Regions from separate parts of the Homo sapiens genome. Here region 1 is linked to region 2. Evidence: chromatin contacts called from ENCODE Hi-C or POLR2A ChIA-PET data. All regions are on one chromosome and are shown on one strand. Each heading gives the region's core, a stretch centred on a gene start or an enhancer-like site at or near the end of the contact. The rest is flanking DNA. Distances are from core to core; before and after follow the strand shown. Region 1 overlaps RAD51B (RAD51 paralog B). Region 2 has its middle 21 kb from the start of ZFP36L1.

Region 1 (2,846 bases), core at 282-2,781, 380 kb before region 2:
TGAGCTTGCCCTTCCAAGATGTTGGAAGGTCAACTCACTTTATGGTCTAGGTCCAGGAAACAAGAATATTTCCAACTCGCTGGGGACCATCTTGGCCTTGAGCAGAAATGGGATCTGAATTATTACCTAAGAGACCTTTGTAGATTGTCACAGTTGGCAGCCTCAGGACTTGAGCTAATCCTGGAAATTCTTTAACTTCCCAGAAAGAAGGTTCCACAAGGGCAGGCTGAGGTCCTCAGAGAGAGCAGATGGAATAGAGCTTACAACCAGTTGCCTTTACAACTGGACTTGGAGATAAATAATAACATTATACCCATTTTTTTTTTATCATGAAGCCTTTGACTTTCAGGGGATATCTATTCTTTATTCCTTTTACCCTGTATGTGGAAAAAAAATGCTCTGTATGAAAGAAAAGCAAGCAAACTTGTTGACTCAGTTCCCATGGTGAATGCAAGGCAGACCAGGCCAATAGAAACAACTCAGATATTACAAAAATGTGTTTCTTTCTGGCAGCTGCACAGTCAGTCCTTTATATCCAGTCACTGCAATCGCCCCATCACACAAAACCATTTCCAAGGTCATTATTCTGGTTGCGGGGGCTGCTTCCCCTACAAATAAATGTTGGTTTTACTAAATGTCCTCTCTCTCCAACTCACTTTATGGCAAATGAGGAGTAGCAAAGCATCATTTAGGAAGAGAAAGTGTAGAAAATCAGAGAGATGAAATACTACAGGTTTTCTAAAGGCTCAGGTTTATCTGGCTCAAGCAATACAAATTACAAACTATGGCACCACCTGTATAATCTGGTTTTAATTAACTTGAGGAAGGTACATCAATGTTATTTCATTAAAATCAAATTCTGTTTAAATGGAAAACCACCACTACAGGGTACATTGGGGCATTGTTCACTTGGGTTTTGGGGTTGGCAAGTAAATCCTGTATTTAGAAAAACCCAAGCAAACCCTGTTTTTTTGGAATCTTCTTATGCTTCGGAAGGCTTGTCATAGGTTCCTTGGAATGTAGGGGGTGCCCTGGTGAGGACCAAGGCACAGCTCAAGATGTTGTTTGCCAATTCTTCCTTTTATGACCCTTCTAGTCTTCTGTCTTCCTGCTCCCTGCCTGTCTCCATATCTCTTTAGTGCTTGGCCTTGATGCCCTATAGGACTCTCTCTCCCATTTGCCACTTTGAACTGAATGATTTGATCCCCACTGGGTGGACAGTGGATGACATAGGGCACTCTATAAACAAAGATGCTATTTCAGGCTTACAAGAGGAATGAGGCCCACGTGATCACAAGGGGCTGGTGAATAATAGAACCCTCTTTTGAAACTCTCACTTCACCAATTACCTAAGAGCTGGGAGGAACCTGAAAGATCCTATAATCTACACACCTCCTTTTCCGAGGAGGACACTGAGATTCGGAGGTAAAGAAACTGGTCCATACTAGTGAAGGCTGTTTGAGTGGGGCCTCCCCATTTCGACTCATGCCCTTTCCCCTCCAGCCTGGTGCCCCAGTTCTGCAGACCTGTTGATTACAACACAGCCCACGCCGAGAAAATCCTGCCCTGTCAGCAGAACAGCTTTACAAGCTGACATAGGACATGTGTGTGTTTGGAGTCAGGAGAATGGCTGAGTTTTAGTTCCAGTTCTGCCTCTGCTTTGCTGGCTTCAGCGAGTCACTTCTCCTTCCTTTGTCTATTTCCCCTATTGGGAAGGAGAAGATAATTAACCTTTCCACCTATCAGGCTCACTTGAGTGTTATAAAGAATAATGAGGTGATATTTGTAAAGTGCTTTGAGCTGCTGGGAAAGAGGAGGGGGTGAGCTCCGTGGAAAACATTATTAGCTGGAAGGACTTATCAATTGAGCTATTTAACAATAGCAGAGAGTAAGGATACTCAGAAATGAATTCCAGGGACTAGCCCTGCTTTGAATTTAGGAGGAGGATTAGTGGGAACCTAATAGGTATTCCGCTTCTCCAGTTTCTTCAGTGCACCGTCAAACTAGGAAAGGTAATTACATTCTTCTATGTCGGATTCAGCCCGGAGTTTCAATTGGGATGTCAAAGTGTGCTTGTCCTCTATTCTCATACTGAGGCTGTGTTATGGTGTGATTGTTAAAGCCTTGGGCATCTTCTATCCCCTGGGGTAATTTCGCTTAGGAGCTATACAAAGTAATTTCTATGCAGTGGCTGGGCTGCTGTTTATAAGGTTGATTAGTAGAGCTTCTAAATCTAAAGCGCCTGGGGAGCAATTTGGTTGAAGCAGGGAAATAAAAGGCAAGGTCTTTATCATGGTTGATCTTTTTTTATTGAGCCGCTCCATGGGAATTTTCTCAGTGACTCAGATGCATCTACAGTGCAAAACGTGGGGCTTGGTGGCTCTTTGACATGGCAATGGAGGCCTAGCCCCAGGTAAAGGTGAACTTGCCAGGTCACTAAATATATTTAGGGCCCCCTTTTAACTTCCTTTACTCTCACAGAGGGTGATGTTTTTGGGGCCCTGAAATGTGTGGGAATGTTTCCAAAAGATTGTTCTGATGAGGGATCTGTTTCTGCAAACTCCTGCCCCACTGTTTGAAAGACCGTCTGCCCCAAATTCAGGTCTTTCTCATTTTTAGGGCCAGGGAAGAAGACAGAGGAAGAGAAGAACTGGGGGAATTTTGTTTTGAACTTGTGCAGTCTCTGTGGGCTGACTGAACAGTGAGCCAGGCAGAAGGTGGCTCCCTCTTTAGTCGGCAGGAGCAGGGCTGAATTTTATCAACATCTTCTGCAGGTGTAGGGAGAGGTCAAGATGTCATTTGGAATGATAATTTCTCTGATCAAAGTTAAGTTAAGGAAATTACAG
Region 2 (2,700 bases), core at 31-2,530:
ACACCAAATCAGTGTGATTAGGGACACTGTGGCAAGTTAGTGTTCTGGCTTGGCCTCAGGGTCCCGTGGAGACAGGTCCAGCGGTGCTTCAGCCCTGGGCTCAAGCTGTGGCAGGGAGAGAGGCAGTCCAGCGGCAGCAAGGATGGGAAGAGCAGCTGGACACTCAGAGCATCGTCACCACAGCAGAAGGCAAACTCCAGCCCTGCCGCTCCCCTCTCCTCCACTTTGCTAAAACAAGCCAGAGAAGAACTGCAGGCCTTCCCAGAGGACCCTCACCTGCCAGCCTCTCTAGCAAGTCTGAATGGAGGCCCCTCCCTGTCTACTTAGCCCTCTCCAGTGGTCCGGCACTACATTCCTCGCTCTATAATTTCTTCTACCTTGATCTTTAAGCGTTTTCTTGCCTGTGTAATCATTTCACCTTTCATGCCTGTTAGTGCTGTTTCTGAAAGAAAAGGGACTGTGTCATAGTCATAGCTGCACCCCGGGTAATATCCACAGACACATAGTAGATCTCAGGAAATGCTTGTTCTGAGAGTGGCTGGGCAGGGTAAGTTAGAACCCACCCCGGTGCTCCCTGCTCTTTCCCCACGCTGCTACCAAAGCACCAGCCCTCCCACCATCACCTTCTCTGTTTCCCTGCCTCTCTGCACTGAGAGTCCTGGAGTCAGCACTCCTGTCCACTCACATTGGAATCCTCCTTGCCTAGCATGGTGGCTGGCACATAACTGTTATTGGTATTCACTCATTTCACATTTATTCCACGCCTTCCATCATGTATGTCTTAGAATGCTTTCTACACAATGTCTTTGATTTTTCAACAACAACTCCATAAGAGTCCATAAGGTGGGTATTCTCCCGTTTTACAGCTGGAAAAACTAAGGCAAGCAGAAGTTAAATGCCTTGACCAAGGCCAACCAGTGTGGCAAAATGTCTTGACCGAGGCCACCCAGCGTGGCAAGGAGAAGTTCAATGCCTTGACCGAGGCCACCCAGGCAGAGGCAAGATTCAAACCCAGGCCTCTCAGGTACCCAAAGCCTAGTTCTCTCTTGTAGACCGGCTGCTTCTCCAGCCTCAGGGTGAAAGCTCCTCCCATCCAAACATTCAAACTGTGGGTTACAGCGTGTCACTTCAGTGGAAAGTCTGTTTCTCCTCGAACCCAGGGAGAGGTCTCGGGGAGCTGCAGCCTGGAGCTTTCTACCGCTTTCTACCGCCCATGTTGGGAGCATGGGAAGCGGGTGTTTTTCTTGCTTGCGGCCTTGGTGGCCATTTCCTACAGTGTATCCGCACTGGAGAATGACAGGAAGAAGTGGCTTCCGGCTGGTGCAGGGAGGAGCCTGCCTCTGCCTGCCCTACAGAGAAGGGATTTTTTTTTTGCTCCAAAGCAGCAGCCACTCTGCCTTGCCCTTGGACAGGGAACACAGGAGAACTAGGAAATGATGAGTTTGGGGTAGTTATTACATTTGTTTTTAATACAATTGATTAAGCTTATATAATTTCATCTTTAATAATGGCTGTGTTTAACCGCTGATTTCCAAAATGCCTGAAAATCGAGCAATCAGTGCTCATGAACCAATATTATATAGGACCAATTACTTCTCAGGGCTGTTGTAAATCCAAATACCATAATGTCAGTGTTCACCAGCAGGTTGCTGGAACCAGCTGTGTGACCTTGGGCAAGCTTCTTAACCAGCATATGCTTCAGGTCTTGCCCATCTGTAAAATGAGACCATTGTGAAGATAATAGGATATATATATATATGTAAAGAACCTAGCCAGGGTAGACTGGGTGAGGTGGCTCACACCTGTAATCCCAGCACTTTGGGAGGCCAAGGTGGGTGGATCGCTTGAACCCAGAGTTTGAAACCAGCCCTGGCAACATAGGGATACCCTGTCTCTAAAAAAGAAATAATAAAATAAAATAATAAAAAAGAACCTGGCCAGGGTGGGACCAGGGTGACAGCGGCACTCACAAAGGACCAGGCACTCAGTCTCAGGGTCAGCAGCTGAATGCCTCCTTAAATTTTGTACACTAGGCCCCTCGCTTGCCTGACACTTGTCTGAGCCCCACTCTTGGCACATAGTAGGTACGTGCTATTATTTACTACAAGAGCTTCAAGGAGGGTGTAACCTAACAGCAATGTAAAGATGAGGAAAGTTATCTAATAATACATGAGAAAAACACCAGCGTGGCACATTGTCCTGGGACATATGGTAGATACCCAATGAGCTTTTCAGATAATGAGGGTTGTATTTCAGCAATGAAACCCACAGCCTGCTGAGGAGACATCTCTAGAAGATTCAGGGCTGTCTCTGAAAACACCTGCGACAAGCAAAAATTTCTTTGCGTTGTTTTGAAAGATAAAAAATACTAATCTTCAAAATGTACTTCCTGCTGCATAGTAGGTAGATAGGCACCGTAAGATTGCTCTCCCCTAACAGTGCTTCTAGTGAAATTAACAGCAGGGGATGATGGGCCTGTTAACCCTGCAGCTTCCCAAGTTCCCTGACTCAACACTGGGCACCCACCACCCAGAGTCGGTGGTTGGCGGGGAGGAAGATGCTAAGACACTGGCCCTATGTGGGGAGGGGAGGGCTGTATGGGCTGGAGGAGGTAAGCTGTCACTCATTGAGGATGTACAGAAGGGGAATTGGGGTTGATGCCTTGAATAGAATGGCTGGAAAATTCTAAAAGTATACTTT

Evidence for each region. Hi-C counts contacts between places; a loop is a spot of excess contacts on that map. ChIA-PET counts read pairs that join two places held with the same protein, here RNA polymerase II (POLR2A). Pooled maps may share reads with other maps.
Region 1: a map of right cardiac atrium shows a loop between it and region 2 (1.8-fold over the local background). The contact joins two enhancer-like sites. A Hi-C loop is called at or near these places in 20 of 168 maps with a recorded cell type or tissue (B cell, CD4-positive, alpha-beta T cell, CD8-positive, alpha-beta T cell and 16 more), 12 of 37 single-sample maps with no recorded cell type and 23 of 50 pooled maps. POLR2A ChIA-PET finds 5 or more read pairs at or near these places in 9 of 52 experiments (B cell, CD4-positive, alpha-beta T cell, CD4-positive, alpha-beta memory T cell and 6 more).

The regions. Positions count from the first base shown.
Region 1 is chr14:68,391,325-68,394,170 of GRCh38, forward strand. The region is part of intron 8 of RAD51B (RAD51 paralog B); the gene reads left to right. Among named protein-coding and RNA genes, the nearest start is that of RAD51B-AS1, 290 kb to the right of the region's middle. Within about 2 kb of position 1,532, at least 24 of the 41 ENCODE cell types and tissues checked have a DNase peak (open chromatin) inside an H3K27ac peak, as active enhancers do; they include heart left ventricle and sigmoid colon, where a contact is called at or near this core.
Region 2 is chr14:68,770,596-68,773,295 of GRCh38, forward strand. No RefSeq gene overlaps it. Among named protein-coding and RNA genes, the nearest start is that of ZFP36L1, 21 kb to the right of the region's middle. Within about 2 kb of position 1,281, at least 13 of the 41 ENCODE cell types and tissues checked have a DNase peak (open chromatin) inside an H3K27ac peak, as active enhancers do; they include heart left ventricle and sigmoid colon, where a contact is called at or near this core.